Regions from separate parts of the Homo sapiens genome. Here region 2 is linked to region 1. The links are chromatin loops, found by intact Hi-C in ENCODE. Cell type or tissue: PC-9. All regions are shown on one strand. Each heading gives the region's core, and the rest is flanking DNA. Links, peaks and the distances in the headings are about the cores only. Region 1 holds the start of BMPR1B (bone morphogenetic protein receptor type 1B). Region 2 overlaps BMPR1B (bone morphogenetic protein receptor type 1B).

The links. Hi-C counts contacts between places; a loop is a spot of excess contacts. Peaks named below come from ENCODE experiments on the same cell type or tissue, not always from the same donor. Only the 100,000 strongest peaks of a DNase experiment are listed, where the experiment ranks them.
Region 2: it touches region 1 in a loop (2.9-fold over the local background); 5 of 110 quality-filtered maps call a loop at or near these places.

What each region holds. Positions count from the first base shown.
Region 1 is chr4:94,754,174-94,763,204 of GRCh38, forward strand. It overlaps BMPR1B (bone morphogenetic protein receptor type 1B), which reads left to right and starts at 3,782. Exons shown (of 13, transcript NM_001203.3): 1 at 3,782-3,895. It overlaps BMPR1B-DT (BMPR1B divergent transcript), which reads right to left and starts at 3,360. Exons shown (of 3, transcript NR_121610.1): 1 at 3,221-3,360; 2 at 657-732. In PC-9, for the core only: a CTCF peak has its summit at 3,613; no DNase peak of the experiment used is centred there; H3K4me3 peaks cover 1,822 bases; H3K27me3 peaks cover 1,100 bases.
Region 2 is chr4:94,930,043-94,939,073 of GRCh38, forward strand. The region is part of intron 2 of BMPR1B (bone morphogenetic protein receptor type 1B); the gene reads left to right. Among named protein-coding and RNA genes, the nearest start is that of BMPR1B, 180 kb to the left of the region's middle. In PC-9, for the core only: no CTCF peak of the experiment used is centred there; a DNase peak (open chromatin) is centred at 5,039; H3K27ac peaks cover 1,129 bases.

The DNA.
Region 1 (9,031 bases), core at 473-8,472:
TACCTTCAGTTTTGAGAGAAGAGGGGGGTGGAAAAGGAAAGTGGTAGGAGTGAGGATATCCATGAAGAGGAAGGAGAAGGGGAGGCTGACAGCATAGAAGCAAGCTGTGTCCCCAGGTCTGTCCTATTTCTCTACTTATAAATTCCCCAAATAGTTCAATTCCAGTGGGCCTGGGCAAATGTCTTTCTTAATGGGAAATATGCCTGCAAGTGTTTGAGAGTCCTATATACACTGCCCTGGTTTCCTTATGTAGAAGCAGAGGGGAAAAAAATCTTGCTTTTGCTAAAATTTGTCATGCACCCAATGAAGCCCCTCCTTTCTATTCTTCTCCCCCCAGTGGTCTCTATTTACTTATTTATTTATTTAGATATGGTGTGGGCATGTGGGGGTCTCACTATGTTGCTCAGGCTGGTCTTGAACTCAAGGGATCCTCCCACCTCTGCCTCTGAGTATCTGTGACTACATGCATATGCCACCACATCTGGCTCCTATGGCCTTTAAAGGCACCAAAATCCAAGGCTACAGTTAGCAATATAGGAAGTGTCTTTTGAGTCTGCTGTCTTGGTAGTTACACCATTGTCTTGGTTCAAGTATTCCTTCTTTCAATGACAGACCCTTAATTAGTTTTGTGCTTTCATTTCTCCCTCTCCAGGTACCTCTAAATGATCTCCTGAAAATCCCAGTCCACCATTTGACTCCGTGGCTTACAAATCTCCAGTGCTTCTCCATTACCTAATAAGGAAAAAATCAATTTCATTAGTATGTTTGAGAAGGTTATTTCTGAACCCTGCTTAGCCTAAGAGAGTCATCTGCTGCACCTTCTCCTCATCACTTGGATAGCAGCACTGAGATACCAGCTGTTCTCTAAACACGCCATGCTTTTTCATAGGGTTCTCCTTGCTTAGGATGTTTATTCTCTTTCTAGCCCCGCTTTGATCTCTAAAGATCCTTCAGGACCCTTATGAAATGTGACTACTCTAGGAAGGTTTTCCTGAGATTTCTAGGCAGAATAGTTCATTTTTCTATGCTCCAAAAATTGTGTGTTCATGCATTAATGCACTTCTCATAGAAAGTTCTATATATTTTTTAAGTATCTTGTTTCTTCTGTATTATGAGTTTCAAGAAGGAATGGACAGAGTTTGCCTCTCAAATACCAGGACTTGGTTTGTCATAGGCACTCAAAAATGTTGATTTTTGAATAGCTTCTTTCCAAGGCTCCCCATTCCTGCTTACAGAAATGTTACCATCTAAGGCCCACCTCAAACACAGTTTCCCCTGTACCCCATTTTCTCCCACCTGGAGTGCTTTTTTTTTTTCATCCCAAAGACCTACAGGAATTTCCTTTGTTCTCTGATTTGGAATTTTAAAAAATATATTTAAACAAGGTATTTAAAAAAATCTGTCTCCTTGTCTGCAAGTTGATTGAAGTGGAATCTGTGTCTTCTCTATCCAGAGATGCCTGTATTCCCTGAATCAGTATCTTATACCCAGCAGATTCTCTGAAGGATATTTGCTGAATGGAGGAGTTAAGCCAAGGAAAGATAATCCTTAGTGCAACTTCTGAAAAGATACAGGTGACAATACCACTAGCTCCAAAACATTCTGCATAATGTCTGCTTTATTTCACTGCAGTTTATGAGTGCTCCAATTCTAAGGGAGATTATACAGCTGTCAAATACAAATTATCAGTAATTCACACAGTAGAAAGGATAGATTCAATCAGGTTTCTTTCCTCTTTAAACTTGCTTAATGTTGATGAGATATTGACAATGATCAACACATTACATTTTTAGTTCTATGGATTTCCAGTAAATTCTCTAAGCTTTTCTATGTATACAATCATAAGCTCTGTAATGAATTATAATTTGGTATCTTATTTTCAATATTTAAAACTCATATTTCTAAACTCACATTTCATTTTCGATAATTTATTATTTTTAGTTAATTACATAATAGCTCATAATTCCTTGCTTTGTCTTTTATTTTAATGGTGTAGAAGTTATAATTTCCGTGTCTTCAAGCCCCCTTCTCCCCACAAAACACTTAGTTAATATGAGGATGGAGATGATGAAAAATTGGATTGAGGACCAGGTAGAAGGTAATTTAGGTAGTCATATGCTTTATTGTTTTGAAAGAAAGGAGGTGGAAAAGGGAAGGGGTGGGAGTGAGGGTATCAGAGAAGAATTGGGATGAGAGTAAAATGAATGGATTTTATCTTGGAATTCTTGGGGCAAGAGGATGAGTACTGGTACTGGGGACTGGAACAGTGGTTGAATAAGGAAGGTCAGATGATGTCAATGACTAATTTCACTTGTTTTGGAAATTTTCTTTCAGATACCTTTCTTCTTCCAGTTTGGCATTAGAAATCACAATGCAGATATATCATGGGGCAAAAAGACCTTTGTGGAGACTCTAACATTGCTTTTATAGAAAAAACATGACCACATCTTCATACACTCAATAAACACTGGGGGCACCGCCTGCTTTAAGTGCAAGCTGCATAAAATAAATTGATACACAAATGAATTTTTTATTGATAAGTGCAAAAAGATTACATTTAATGTTTAAAAAAGATTTAATAGAAACAATTTAAGAAAAGGGAGTAGTTGAAAGAAAATAGTAGGCTAAGAATTGAATATAGAAATAGATATGAAGAAAATTGGAAGAAAGTTACTTCAGGGTGAAAAACTGTTAAAAAAAAAAATGACTTAGATCACACACTTGGTGGTGACCAGAGACTGTTTGTCAATATTTTGGAGGAAAAAAATTTTACAGAAGGAGAAAATAAGTAATGCTGGAGAGTGGGAAGCTGAAAGGTATTGAAAGGAAAAGAGTATTTGGAAGTCACGAGATATCTCCCTGGGAAATAGAGTTGGCAAAATGGCTGATTTTAAAGAGGTTAACTATTCTCCCCAAATTTCTGACTGTGAACTAGCTTACTTTATATTTACCCACTTAGAAAGTGTTTCAACACTTAAAGACTTAGCAAGGAGACCACAAAGTATAAGACGTTACATACTTTTCCAAAAGAAACACGACTAACTGTAAACTGTCATCAAATACAAATGGAATGGGTTTTCTCTTTTGGGTTTTATTTTTTTATTTTTAATTTTTTGGTGGTTGTTTTCGTTTAACGGTTTCAAAAAATATGTAGAAGGGAAATATTTCATTTCCCTTGGACGCTCAACTGTATATATTTCAAGATTCTTAAAACCCCCACCTCAAACTGCAGGCTTAATTTTAATGTGTTCATTTTTTACAAGGTGTGTCAACGTTTTATCAATTTCTGAAAAGTGTCTATGGCCCCGAAAAGTTGAAATCCACGACATTATATCATCTCTGCGAGCCCTTTCCAGCTCTCAAGGTACAATAATTCCACGAATCTTTGTTCTTCAAACCAGGAGGTTTTCTGGAAACCTTCTTAAACAACCAGGACAGGACCCATGAGGGAAATCTTGGGGATGCTCTGAGCAGCGGACGGGGCTTGGGAAGCGCACCCCTGTACCCGGGCTGCCTCCGGCCCGCACCCCGCCGCTCCCCAAGTCGGCTCCGCACTCCGCACACAGGCGGCGGCGCTGGGGCCGCTCCAAGTGCGTTGAGAAGTGTAATCCCTCCGCTAAGTACTTGGCTCTCAGTCTCCAATCACTAGTGGGAGCTGGAGAGGGCAAGTGAAAAAAAAAAATTCCAGAGGCAGCCGAGGAGCGAGAGGGAAAAAAAAAAAAAAAAAAAAAAAAAGTCCCGCGGTGGCGGCGGCGGCGGCGGCGGAGCGGCCGCGGCGGCCAGAAGTTGACGGCGCAGCCGGGCGCGGGGCGCGGAGTCGGCGGGGCCTCGCGGGACGCCGGGCAGTGCGGAGACCGCGGCGCTGAGGACGCGGGAGCCGGGAGCGCAGCCGCGGGTAAGGCGCGCGCGGCGGGGCCCCGTCCCCTGCGGGTGGCCGAGTTCCCGAGCGCGCGGGAGGCGGCCGAGCCGGCGAGAGCCGGGCAGAGCGAGGGGCGGCGCGGGACGGGTAGCGGCTGGGTGCGGAGCTGGGCGGCGGTCGCCCTAGGCAGGACGGAGCGCGCGAGGGAGAGGGCGAGAGCGAGGGCGGGCTGCGCGGCCGTGGGGCGGTGGCGGCGGCGGGGAGGGGGTCAGGCGGTGGCCGCCTCGGCTTTGTGCGCGGGCGGCTCTGCCGGGACCCCGAGGCCTCGTGCCTGCGCAGGCGAGGAGTCGGGGCAGCGGCGGCGGCGGGCGGGACACGTGCTTCGGGCTGTAGGGACGCCCCAAGGCAGGGAGTCGGACCTGCGAGCGGAGGGATGGGGCGGGAGGGCGAGCTGAGGGCAGTCGCGGAATCCGGGAAATGGGAGGGAGCCCGGCGGGGCGGGGGCCCAGGGCCAGCCCAGGCGGGACCCGCAGGCACCCACCTGCCCCGGACGCCTCCCGAGACCCAGCCTTGCCGTGGGGGAAAGTGCGCAGCGGGCTGGTCCCGGCGCCTTGGACTGGGCTCCGTCTCTGCTTCAGTTGCCTGTCTCTTCTCCTCTCTCTCCTGCTTCTCTCTCTCTATGCCTCTCTCTCAAGTTCTGGGTCTTTCATTCTCTCCCTTTTCTTCCTTTCTCCCTTCCTCTCCTTATTGCTATCCTTTGCCTCTCCCCCCGGTCTCTCTTTCCTTCCGTGCGTCTGTCTCCCTCTCCCCACCGCCTGCTCTGGCTCTCCCAGTGTGTCCCTCCTCTGTCCCTTCATCCTCTTCCCTCTGTCACTTTCGCACAATCTTTTGGTCTCTCTCTCTCTCTCAAGAGGCTTTCGCTCCCGGTCTTCCTGGCTCCCCTGTCTCTTGCTCTCTGCGCCCATCTCTCTGCTCGTCCCTCTTTCTGTCCAGGCTCCGTGTTTCCGCCTGTGTTTGGCGGTGTTGGAGAAGAGCCTCTGGAAGTTGTCCGCTGTGGTGCGGGTCTTACTTCTTTAGAGCTGCACCCCTCCAGCTGGGTCCTGCTGTTTGTTCTGAATGGAAACGCTGCAGTTCCCTTGAGTTATTAGAAACTGCTCTTTTCTTAGCCACCTTTCCAGCAAGGTGAGGTCAGTGACTACGAGCGGCCACAAAGGTGCCAGTGAAAGACAACGGAGGAAGAGAGCCGTTTCACTACCTCCAACAGATAAAGAAAATGTGTTAATACCAAACTTACCTGCAGCAAAGCAGAGCCACCTGAGAAAAGGTTCTTGAGTTCTGCAAAGAAACATAAAAGGCTCCACTGGAAATGAGAGGGTTCAGCTAAAAAGTGTTTGCAAATAATTTGAAAAAGCACTTAATGGAAATCTCTTGCTGTGCTAAATTGATGCCAACGAATCTCTGTTTTCTTACATATATTTTTAGGATTCCAGTGACAACTCTCCTAATTATTGTTTTGGGCAAGTTATGGGAAATGTCCTGTGTCAACTGGGATGTTAGTATTTAAGAAAATATTCAGTCTTTGTACTTTATACCCCTTTACACTCTAGTGATCAAGAAGAATTATTTCTAGCTGTAAAGAAAATAGTAAAGGATTCGTCAGTAATTTTAAAACATGAGACATGCCGGTGATCAATAATGTTTTTGGAAAACTTTCATTATAAGGATGTTTTGAAGGATGTTACATCTTAGTGAAATATGTAAGTTATTACACACTTAGATCATTGTGCAATGCAAAAAAGTTTGTGTTATAAGCAGATCATAGTAGTGATGTCTTTTTATGGGAAACATAGCTGGGAAATTAATTGCTCTGATTTTCACTGTTTTCTTTAGTCATGCATAATGTACCTTTGTGTTTAGCAAAATATGGCCTAGAGCTACAAAACTTGATACAGTGTGTTATTTGTCCAATCTGAATTACCATTTAGAAAACCACCTTTTCCTTTTAGTTACATGATATAAGTTGATATGATCTCATTACTCATGTGCTAGGGGCCGCTGATGAATTTTAATGGCACTGATTTGTGTTTTTAAATCAAAATGTTAGTTTTTGGTGAGTTAAAATCTTGATTTATGTCATGTTAGTGAATCATCACTATTTATAGGGGCTTTGCCACCTTGTCTGCCAGGTGCTGCCCAGCATTTAGTCTAGGCTAGGTTGTCTGAAATTCCCTGTTAGATTATTGTCCCTGAGTGACGTGCTGCCACGGCCTGCTTATGTATGTTTCTCTAAATGTTCCAGTCGTTAAATAATATTTATTAAAAGGAAATTGACTTAAATTTTTCCTCATAAGCTTTGGGAACTGTGTGAGATGGCCTGATAAAGTATTTTTATTACAGTAAATGCTGATTTATTATTATTTGTTTAAAAGTATAAGGCAGTTTAAAATGTGCTTATCTTTTGCCACATATAGCACCTCCTCCAGCTCTTTCTGAGCACTCAAATCGTATTTATCATCCAAATCTAAAGTCAGTTGTCACCTACTCCAACCTAGCAGAGCCTTCCTGATTTTCAGAAGCCCCCTCACCACTGCCTCTGCCTCTCAGGCTTCTGAGTGCCCCTCTTTCGGTGTCCACCTCTGTGCTGTATGGTTACTTGCTTGGCGCTTCCTTGTTGGACTGTTATCTCATTGAGGTGAGATAGTGTCCCTTGTTTCTTTTTCTCTGAATTTCAGATGCCCAGCACAGTACCTGGTATGTGATAGATACTCAAGAAATCCTTGTAGGACGATTGGTTCTTTTCCAAATTACCTCTAACTTGTGATACTGATTCTTTGTGGATGCAGTAGCTCAAGGAAAATACTTAAGAATAGTGTAATAGCAGATCATAGACTTAGGATTGAAAGAGTCTTAGCATGTCATCACACACATTAATAATATTAAAGATGAAGAGGATGAGGCCCAGAGAGTTTGAAAAACCATGCTCAGAAATAGAAAGTGAGGCTAGGATGGCTATGGAATTGAGACTTTACTTTTTTCACGGTGCCACAATTCTTTTCACTGGACTCATGTTTGACTTCTTTCACTAGAAGTGGGTAAATATGTCTATAATTAGAAGCTGTAAGTTTTACTCTAAACTCTGAAGATTTCTTTTCATGTCATCCAATAAAAGCCGTGCATGAAATGTATCACTTTGCAATAACTGATAATCATTTCTGATGCATGTAAGCATGGAGGTAACACCGATCTTTAAGAACCTTGACTCCTAAATTATTTCTATGTGGTAGGCATTGTTCTGGGTGATAACTGTGTTGGGCAGAATTACTATTTCTTACCTGCAAAGAAGATTTAAGCTCTCTGGACTTACATTTTCCGCTGTATAATTCTGTGTGTGTGTGTGTGTGTGTGTGTGTGTGTGTGTGTGTGTGTGTGTTGAAGGGGGTTAGGGAGAAGAAAAAGGAAGTTTGGACCAGATTAGTGGTTCTTTTTGAAGTTTTCTTCAGAGACTACCAGTTTAACTCCCAGAACAACTGCAAATTCATCTGTTTTACATATCAGACTTCCTGGTAAGCTTTTGTTTTAAAAAAGGCTAACACAGCTTTAAAAAAACTTGAAGACCACTTTACTTGTTGTCCTCCAGTCCCTCTTCCAGTTCTTGAATTTCATAATCAAGATCATTTTTAGCTTTTAAATATGGGTATTCAGAGGATGGTTGGTGAAAGTATTAAAGACAGAAGGAAAAACTGATTTTGCCTTAGAGATACTATTAATAATTTCAGGTTTCCATATGCTGAATTTTATATGATGGCAGAAACTGAAGTAGAATTGTTGAGATATGTATAGGCAGGCCAGAATTCAGGGAAAGGAGGGGTTGCGGCTAGAAAGGTAGATTAAAAAGTCGCTTATATGACTTAATAACTTAAATTGAGTGAAAATAAAACTTTTTAGGCATAGAGTACAGAGAGAAGCCAAGATTTAGGAGTAGACAAAAAGGACATTTTGTTATGTTATTTCTGGGTATTTTTAAAGCCCATCACAGTGGTAAGAAGGGATAATGTATAATTTACATCAGGCAATAATTTGTTTTCATGATGTTCAGGACATCCACTTACATGCCAATATTCTAATTACATTCATTTTTACTTAAATGTTTGAATGCCTACTCTGTGTGTGGCACTGTTATACACTGTGGGGACACTGTGACTATAAGAGACACAGATCCTTGCTGTCATTGAACTTGTAGAGAGTGAAAACACAATCAGCTATCCACAAACACATGAATAAGATTATTTCCAATAGTGAAATTTGCCATTAGGAAAACAAGACAGGGTGATAAGACAGCATGTGACTGGGCTATTTTATATGAGGTGGTCAAGGAAGGCCTCTGTAAGGATATTCTTGAGTAACAAGAAAGAGCCAACCCCGTGAAGATCTGAAAGAACTTCCTATCAGAGGACGCACTAGGGTTGTCTCTAAAAGTAGCAAGCTAGGCACTCACTGGCCAGGGAGGCTGGACTCAGGCAATTAGAGGAAGTGATAGGAATGAGGTCAGAGAGGTGGCGAGGTTCGTAGTATAAAATATGTATTTTATTCAAAGTACATTCTGTTGAACACCCTGGAGGATTTTAAACAGAGAAGTGAACAAATATGATTTAGCATGTCTGTATATAGTGTGAGCAAGAGTACCTGAATAAGGCCATGTGGGTGGCTATGAAAATGATGTAGCTGAGAGTTTGTTGGCTTGGCCAAGGGTGGAACCTTGAGAGATTGATCAGACATTGTTCTTATCGTGGAATAGAAGAATCATGGAGTTGAATCATCAGTTTTTGTTTTTTTTTTTTTGCGGGGCTGGGGGCTGGGGGTGTGCCAGGATCTACATTGCAGCAATTCACTGGTTCAATAGTTACTTTTACTTTTGAATTTCAGACCTCAGCACCTTCTTAGAGTTCCCAGATACCACTTCTTTACTTCACCTCAAATATCTCATGGGCTGCAAGCTTCTTCCACGTGAGAGCCTATAGTATGTCCTAGGAAGTGTTGCAGTAAGGTTCTTAGTGCTAGAGATGATTCCTGGACTACACTGAGACGCTTGGTTCTTTCTGAAAAGCAGAGTGGTGAGCATCCTTGAATGAGCATCTCTTCATTTTCAGTAAAGTGTGTCAGTATAAAAAAAGG
Region 2 (9,031 bases), core at 837-8,836, 180 kb after region 1:
GTCCACCATTCTCTACTTTAAACTAAGACTGTTTAGGATTACATCGTTTTTCACCGGAATCACCACAACTATCTCTTAACTGGTTTCCCTGCAGCCAGTTTTGCACCTTCTAGTCTGTTTTATATACACTCTGTTGTATATACAAAGTGACTTTTCCAAAATTCCTAAATGGATTCTCAGAATAAAGTGAAGAAACTTCAGTATAACATATGAGACCCTTGAATATATGGCATTGCTTAGATCTTCTGGTTGCATATGTCACCACACATTCCATGATTAGCTCCCAGTGGTCTTCAGAACCTAGCTGAAGCTTCCACTGTGGTTCAGATTGGCTGTTCCCTGGTATTTCAGGTGAGCTCTCTGTCACTTCTTTGTGCTCCTGTGACACAGTGTTGGACTCTAAGACACTGTATTGCAATCATTTGCTTTCTTATTCACTACACTTTTAGAATTTATGGGTAGGAACTGTGACTTTTTTCTGTGTATACTTAACTACTAATAAGGATTTAGTATAGGGCTAGTAGGTATACAATGGGAATGTTGAATGGATTAATGAATAACCAAACTAGGATGAATAAAACCTACAACCTACTTTCAAGGAACTCACTGCCTAGTGAGAAGTTTACAAGTACCAATACTTTTAAAAAGCCATCAACAGACAATTACAATATAGTGTGGAATGAGCTATTAAAACTCTTGTTTTCAAGTAGGAAGTAATTAAATGTTTATCTCAAGTGACTATCTCTTGAAGATATATCATAGAAATATGCAAAAATTTTCAAGGCATCCAACCATGTTTCTTTGAAATGAGGCCTTATTGTGACACTAAAAATATCCAGAGCACTTTACAAAACATTTTTATTGACTATTTAAAACTTTACCCCATCTTTTGTTTTGTCAGTTTTATGAGGACTAAGAAAAAAAAATAAGGCAGGATATATTAAGTTTCTGGACATCTCTTTGGCTGGCTAAGTGGCATGAGGACCATTGCTTAATTTTCTTTTCCTTTCTGAAACTACTATAACAGTTTCTACTATTGAATAGGGTTTTGCGTGATTCTGGCCTCTGACTTTATGCTTGGTAGCTAATTCACTTACAGCTAGCTATAAAAAATACAGTTTTCTCCTCCTCTATTGAAAATAATTTAGGAGGACAAATGCATTTTTAAAAACTTGGGCCTGTTATTTTTATGAACCCCTAGGATTTTTAAATCCTATTGTGACACAATTTTACTCATAATAATAGAGCAAAATATTGTCAAAAAATTTAGTGACTCCTTTAGACTTTTAAAGTTACAAATGTTATACACGTCGTGGACTTTTATGTTGCTGGAAATAATCAACATTGTGAATATTAACTCTGTGATTGAAAGGACAGGATCTTTTTAAGTGGTTTTCAAGTCATGTTCCTCAGGGCCCTAGAATTTCAGGGGTCATAGGGAGCTTTGGGGGAAGCTGAAGAGTAGGTGGGCAGGCTCTCAGTGAAGCTCTGCAGCCTCTGCCTGCAGCTTCTACTCTTCAATTATATCAGCTGCTTTTATCTGTTACCTACTGGAGTGTGTTTTGTTTTGTTTTCTTTTCCTTTTTTAGGATATCATATTTAGAGTGAAAATACTTTGAAAAAATTAAGAAAACCCGTGAAAATAGAAAGTGTTCAGATTTCGTTCCCTAACTGTCTTCACGTGTCACCTACAGTGATATCCTCAAAGACAGCAAGGGAGGGCTGCATGCTTAAAAATGCTGGGCAAGCAGAGTACCCTGTCTCATCTGTTTTCCATCAGAGCCGTTCAGTCACCATGTGGCGTTTCCATTGTCTGGTCAATAGAACCTGTGAACCAGGGCCTGACTAGGGTTGGTGGGGGAGTGTGAGGTGGAAATTTGGGGGATGGCGAGAAGCAGAAGTTTAATGATTCTTAAGAGCAAGGGAAAAGGTTGATGTTCTTTCCACTGTCATGGTGTTCGCATCACAATACTAAGGACTTTCATGCCAGGAAGCCAAAAAGTCAGGTCAGAATTTTATAGATTTTGGCCAAAGGCTGTTCCAAATAAAAAGTAAGTGTTTAAAGGTGCTGACCATTGCCCTAACTTCTTCTTCCATTCTTTTGGTTCCTTACTTTTCTCCCCTGCCCCAAATAGGGTTATCCCAAGTGCAAAATTCAAGTGACTGCCATAGTAACCACACAAATAGATCACAGAGGAGTTCCATTTACTTTAATGTCATGACAGTTGAAGAAAAACTACACATGGGGATACCTTTGGGTGACATAGATGATGATATAAAAAGGTATCTGTAAGTGATAGGCTGGAATGGACTTTGCCCATAAAATAATTTGGATCTTAAGAAACAGATATCACTATTCTTAGTTTAGGGAGTAACTGCATCTTTTGAAACACTTTAAAAAAGTTGGCAATGTTGATTCAAAATGCTATTTTAAAAAACTTGCAAAATGATATTTTTTTGGAGAAACTATAACTGTCAATTTGAAGGATGAGATTCTCTTTAGCAGAGCTTGTAAAAATATCCATTGCCATATGTGAAACAGGTTTAGGGCAGTTTGTCATAAATAAATGAGTTTGTCAAATACATACCCACATACACCCCTTTTTTGGCCTTAGAGGATGAATTCCAGAGCCATAAAAAAATTGGCATTTTACAACACATCACACAGATAAATAGACATTACATTAATATACATAATAATAAGAAACAGTAATTTAATAACAGGGATTAATTATGCCTGGAGGAAAGATAGTGTTGGAGGGTATCAGGATTTGCTGGACTTGGCTAGGTCTGACGGTTATATCAACTGTTTGATGAGAATATCACTCAGAAAGTTCTGATTCATCCTGTATTCTGTCAGGATCATCATCTTTGTTAATGACCTTACTTGACTCAAACTGCTATAGTAGCTACAATAGCTTCATTTCTAATTGTAAAAGTAATATGTGTGTATAGTAAGAATCGTGTTTTGTTCCACTACCCAAAGATAACCTCTGTCAGCATCTGGTGTATCTTTCTTTTTCTTTGAGTGTGCATATTATATATAAAAGATGTATATATAATGCTTTTTATATAATATTCGTATGTATTAGAATTAAGCTATTCATAAAGTTGTAAGCTGCATTTTTATTTCATTCATTTAACAATTCTTCATTGTTTGCCTGCCATAATCTAGGGATTTTATGTCCTATTAACTGTTCCTTGAAAACATGGCACTTAACGACTTCTTATTCCATTATATCATAGTTTATTTAACTTTTTCCTTATTGTTGTACATTTTCATTGTTTCAGTTTTTACTATTATACATAATATTAAATCATTATCTTTTGACCTCCTTAATACTTTAATATCTCAGTATTTCCGATTATTTCCTGAAGAAAAATTCTAAGAAATGTAGTTATGTTTGCATAATCCTCAATTTAATGGCATTGAGTCTGGGGGAAATGAGACAAACTCAAGCTTTTATAGAGCCCAGACAATAGGATTGTCTGGAGAAACTATAAGACATATCTACTGCAATTGTTTTTCAGTAATCCAGCATGCTGGATGGATTCTAAATGGCCTGGTGTTTAACATCACTTTAGTAAAGGTGTATCAGGGTTCTAACATAGTATGGTTGACCAATATGTAACAGATATTTGTTATGACAGACTGTCATTGTAAACTGAGTTATTCTTTATCCTGTTATTCATTTCTCATTACTGTTCTCAGAGATATTTGAGACAATCTCAACACCCAATTATTACGTGTAAAACAGTTGTTAGAGCCTAATCCTTTGCACACTTCTGGGTCAGTGATGCTGTAAAAACATTTCACTGTACCATGACCTCACTGAACAAAAGAAAACGAAAAGTTTAAGAGAAAAGAAAATGCCTACACAGTACATAGGTATTCCGTTGCGTTGTATGACAGTCAACAAACTTGGCTCTGTTGTATTTCCAACTATGTATGGTATGTGGTTGTTTTAGATACACCCTGCAGTAGCTGATGGCTCAAGGTGAACAATAACTGATAGTCTCTTTCTCTGTGCATATGTGCATGAGTGCACATGTGTTTGTTTTTGGAAATATGTGATTTGGTTCATTTCAGTTATTTGTAGCATCCACGAATATTTAGTCAAGTGTTCAATCTTCCCATGAAATACTTCAGAGATTCATCATATGAAATCATGGGCTTCTCTTTAGTGCTAAGTCATAGCAAACTATCATCTTTTTAAGGTTGATTTTGTAGAGTGTTAAATGCTATTTAAATTTCCCTTAGATAAGAAACCATTTATTTTTCTCCTAATCACTTGAAATAGCAAGAACTAATCAACTGGAGTTTTTCTCCTTTTTATGTATACACCAATCTACCGCTGACTCACGTGCATGTTTCTGCCTTTAGGTCAGTGGGAACTTTTCCCAGCTATGGTTTTTTTTTTTTTTTTTTCTCCTCCTTCATTCCTAATTTCTCTCAGGAACAAATGGCAGCATAGTTAAGCGTTAGAAACTTGTTGCCGAAGGTGCTAACCTAAACATCAGTGCCAGGATACGACTGAGACTTAATAGACTAATTAATTTGTCTACTGCACCCCTGACCTGGGAATTGCATACAATGGGCTATACTTATGGAACTGAGAGTCTGAGATCCAAAGTAGAGAAAATGCAACTTTTGTGTGCTTTCTGTATCAACATGGAATTAATAGTTTTTTCCCCCTGCAAAATAGGTTTTAAAAGTGGAATTTTATTCCATCATGTTTTTGGAAGCATGATACTTCAAGATTCTGTGTGCCTTTTTGTTTTTTTGTTTTAGTTTTCTTTTTTCATATTTTATAGTAGTACCAAATGAAACTTTCACATTATTTAATCCAAATATGAATATGCTGCTCACCTCCAGAGGATCCCAATTATTACAGAATACAAGTTTCTACTTTGTATATTTTAATATAATAGTGTGTAGTGTGTTTTCATAACTACACTAAGTCATAGAAAAAAAATATGAACTTGAAACTTGAATGACATTTTGAAACTGTTTGCATTATGAATTCCTAACTATGGTATTCATACTTCTTTCAGCAAGTAAATTAATTTTGTTTCCTCTTGTATTCCTTTTCTTGCTTCTCCATTTTAAAGACAGCTTAAATATGCTTCAAGGGCAGTTTGCATTTGACTTCCACTGAATTTATGGCACTAGATAGAAACTAAATTGAGTAAATCTCTTTCTATTAGCCTGTCAATTTATGGAATATATATGTCTCTGGATCTTGTGAACTCATGGAGGTACCAAATAAACCCCTATTACGATTTCATATAAAACAAAGTTTTAATATTTTGGTAATTTGTGAACTTGGAAGCACTCATTAGACCACCAAATATGTGTTGTGCACATGCCAGGCACCCTTCTAGGCACCGTTGATAAAGTGGTGAACAAGACGGGCATTTTCCATCCCTCCTACAGCTTGCCTTTCAGTAGTGGAAGTCACACTTAAAGTAAACACACAGAGTAATGAAAGAAAATCAAGACAAGGCTGATGGTTCTACAAAAAAATGAAACAGAGTAAAAGGACAGAGAGTGACTTGTATGTGTGTGAGGTGGTGTATTAGCAGAAATATTTAGGGCATGGCTTTCAGAGAGGTAATCTTAGAGCTGAGAACTAAATGGTGATATGGTAGCCTTTGGGTAGATGCTGATTTCATTCAGTTATTGCCAGCCACTTTACCTGAAAGAATATACAAGATTCATATTCATCTCAGTATAGGCAGAATGCCTGGGACATCATAGATGCTCAGAAAATGTTAGCGGGGAGAACAAAATAAAATATATATGGGCATATGATTTCAGGGGAAAATGCCTTATCTTTCTAAAGTTATGTTGCCTCTAACAGAGGAGTGAAAAGTTTAGATTTTGTGTGCATTTTTTTGTTGTTAGACTATAATGTAAGCCTTGGATTAATTTTTTTTCCTGTATTATTGTTATTTTTGTATTTTATAGGTTTCACAGTGGTAAAGTCAGTGGGTGTACTTGAAGTGATGTGCCTTGTATAAACGATAAAGTCAGAAAAGAGTGCTTCTATTGGAACATTTTGTGCTACAAATAGCAGCAGCATGTTTATCTGACCGTGGTATTCATGCTGTGGAGCTCTAAATCAAGTTGAATTTGCTATGATAGTATACCTCACAGAAATTAAATCATTAATGTTAAAGGAAAAATCATAAAATGATTTTTTATGCCAAGTTATACAGAGGCAGTTTGCCATATGTCTAACCAAAGGTGTAAGACCAGTAATTTGAATTTCGTGGGACAGACAGGAGCAACTAGAGAAGGGAAGAAGTCAAATGGTGTAGTGGCCAAATAGGATGAGTGACTGTAGACTATTTACTGCTTTCAAATGAATTTTTGTACCCATTGTCGAAAGAAAGCCTGATGAACAGGTATGTTTGCAGCTTCTTTGCTTTGACAGGTTTTTTGTTGTTGTTGTTGTTGGGGGTGAGGGGAGTGGGCTGCAAGGGAGATGGAATTTATTTATTTTTGAACACGTAGTGTTTGAAAGACATTGGGAGATTATTGGATAGATAAAGAGTTTCCAGTGTAGGCTTTAAAATATTTATCTTGATCTGTTTCTTCTTGTTGATACTTTGAGAACTACAGTTTTAAAGATAGAAAAAATATTTAGTTTATTTCCAAACTAAGAATGGGTTTGCCTTTCAGTAGAGCTTTATGTTAAATGTTGATGTTGCTCAGTCCTTCCCTTGGCTCTCTTCTCTTCTCACTCCATTTGTTTTCATCTGTACTTAGGCTTGAAATTAGCACAGTTCTCTTCTCTGTGTCCCTTAGCGCAGATCCTCACTGTTTCTCAGACTCTAAAATAGTTTGTTAACATCTGTTCATTTTTTTCCCCTTCCAAACTGTCTACCATTTCATCAGCAGAATGGATATCCGAGCCTATCACTGTCTCTGCAGTGACCCCCAGTGCCTCCAGGACTGGAGGAATGTGTCTTGTGGCATGTAGCGTCCTCCAGCTTCATTAAGTCCTTGCTGCCATTCTAGCCTTGTTACTTGTCACCACCCTTTCTATACCTGTACTTACAGCCTATGCATTTTTTATAGTCCCTCATTGTACTGGCCTGCTCACTCATTCATCATTTTGTTTGCACTTGCTGTTCTCTGTTAGTTGAATGCCATTCCTACCTCTTCTCTTGATTGGGAATTTTTTATCCTTCACGATTCTATTTAAATGACCTGTATCTTTTTTCTGTGATGTTTTCCCTGGCAGAGTTAGGCACTTCCTCTGTCTTCCCGTATTAATGCCTTGAATACATCTCCATTTTGATTCTCAGTATACCCCTTAAAATGTTTGTTTACATGGCTTTCTCACATCCACAAACCCTTTATGGACAGACACTGCCTTCTGTTTTTCTCTTAATCCTCATCCCTCAGCACATTAACAGGTAGGGATTTAATTGTCATGCATTGAATAAATAAACTGACTCCTGCTCTACGTGTTTAGCACCCTGCTATTCATAGTGGAAAAAAATTAAAAGAATATGATTTTGTTCCTTATTCTGTTTAGGGTTGAGATTTTATCTGACGGGCAAGACTTAAATACATGAAATAATGACAGACTACAACATATTGCAGAATATACAAATGGATTTTTGTTTTTTAAATTTTATGTATATGTATAAACACACACACAGACACACACACACACACACAGACACACACAATCCATACACACTGCAGGAGAGGGAAGGGCAATTCTTAAGTTTCAGTTATCGGATAGCAATCATAAACTAGGTAAGAGCTTAGTTGGGATAGTGAGGGAGTGAGATTGGAAGTGGCACTATGGTTTGAGCCATGACAAAGTAGTGGCTATGGGATAAATGAGTCCTCATATGCTTATTTTACCTATCTTATTTTCAGTAAATCCTAGATATTTCATATAGGTTTAGTGTAAAGGCAGATGTTGATCATTTTAATTTGTAAAGCACCAAAAATAAAATCAAGGAAAATAGAACACTGAATGAAAGTTGAGGTATGCATTGTGCTGATTCTATCTGGGGTACATGAGACAGAAAGAAAATTTAGGGAACTCATGGCCATGTTGTTCCCTGGGGTTCTGAGATCTCTAGCTAGTCATCTCCTCTCCACTCTTCATAGTCCTCTTATGTGTGTTTTGTATATGGTGTCCATGGTTTTTAACTGTACTAGTGGGAGAAATAAGAAGTGCTTGGGAGTCTGAGGCGGGCAGATAACAAGGTGAGGAGTTTGAGACCAGCCTGGCCAGTATGGTGAAGCCCTGTCTCCACTAAAAATACAAAAAATAGCTGGGTGTGGTGGTGCACACCTGTAATCCCAGCTACTTGGGAGGCTGAGGCAGGAGAATCACTTGAGCCCAGGAGGCAGAGGTTGCAGTGAGCTGAGGTTGTACCACTGCACTCCCCACTGGGTCACAGAGCGAGACTGTGTCTAAAAAAAAAAAGTGCTTATACTCCGTTTTTGGTCCAGAATCACTTAGATGTTTAAAAGTTCCTATCTGGTCCTTGGATTTTGTTGTTGAAGCATGTTGAATTGATAGCTTTTCAGAAGTAGAGAATTAGAGGCCTCAAGATGCTTTGGATTGTCAGACCACAGAAAACTGTAATAATAGCTTACATCTACTGTATACCAAATCCTTTAAAAAGCACATTATAGTTTCCACTATCCTCTATTTCTTCAACAACCCTATATGGAAGAGAAACTAGGGCAAAAAGAGATTTGGGAGCCTTCCTTAAGATCCCAGATATCAGCCTGGGCAACACTGCCAGACCCTGTGTCTACAATTTATTTATTTTTTTAATTAGCCATGTGTGGGGGCACATGCCTGTAGTCCTAGCTACTTGAGAGGCTGAGGCAGGAGGATCACTTGAGCCCAGGAGTTCAAGGTTGCAGTGAGCTGTGATGCAGCCACTGTATGCCAGCCTGGGCAACAGAATGAGACCCTGTCTCTTTAAAAAATAAACAAATAAAAGAAAAAAGATCCCAGATACTCTGATTCCATGATCTGAACTC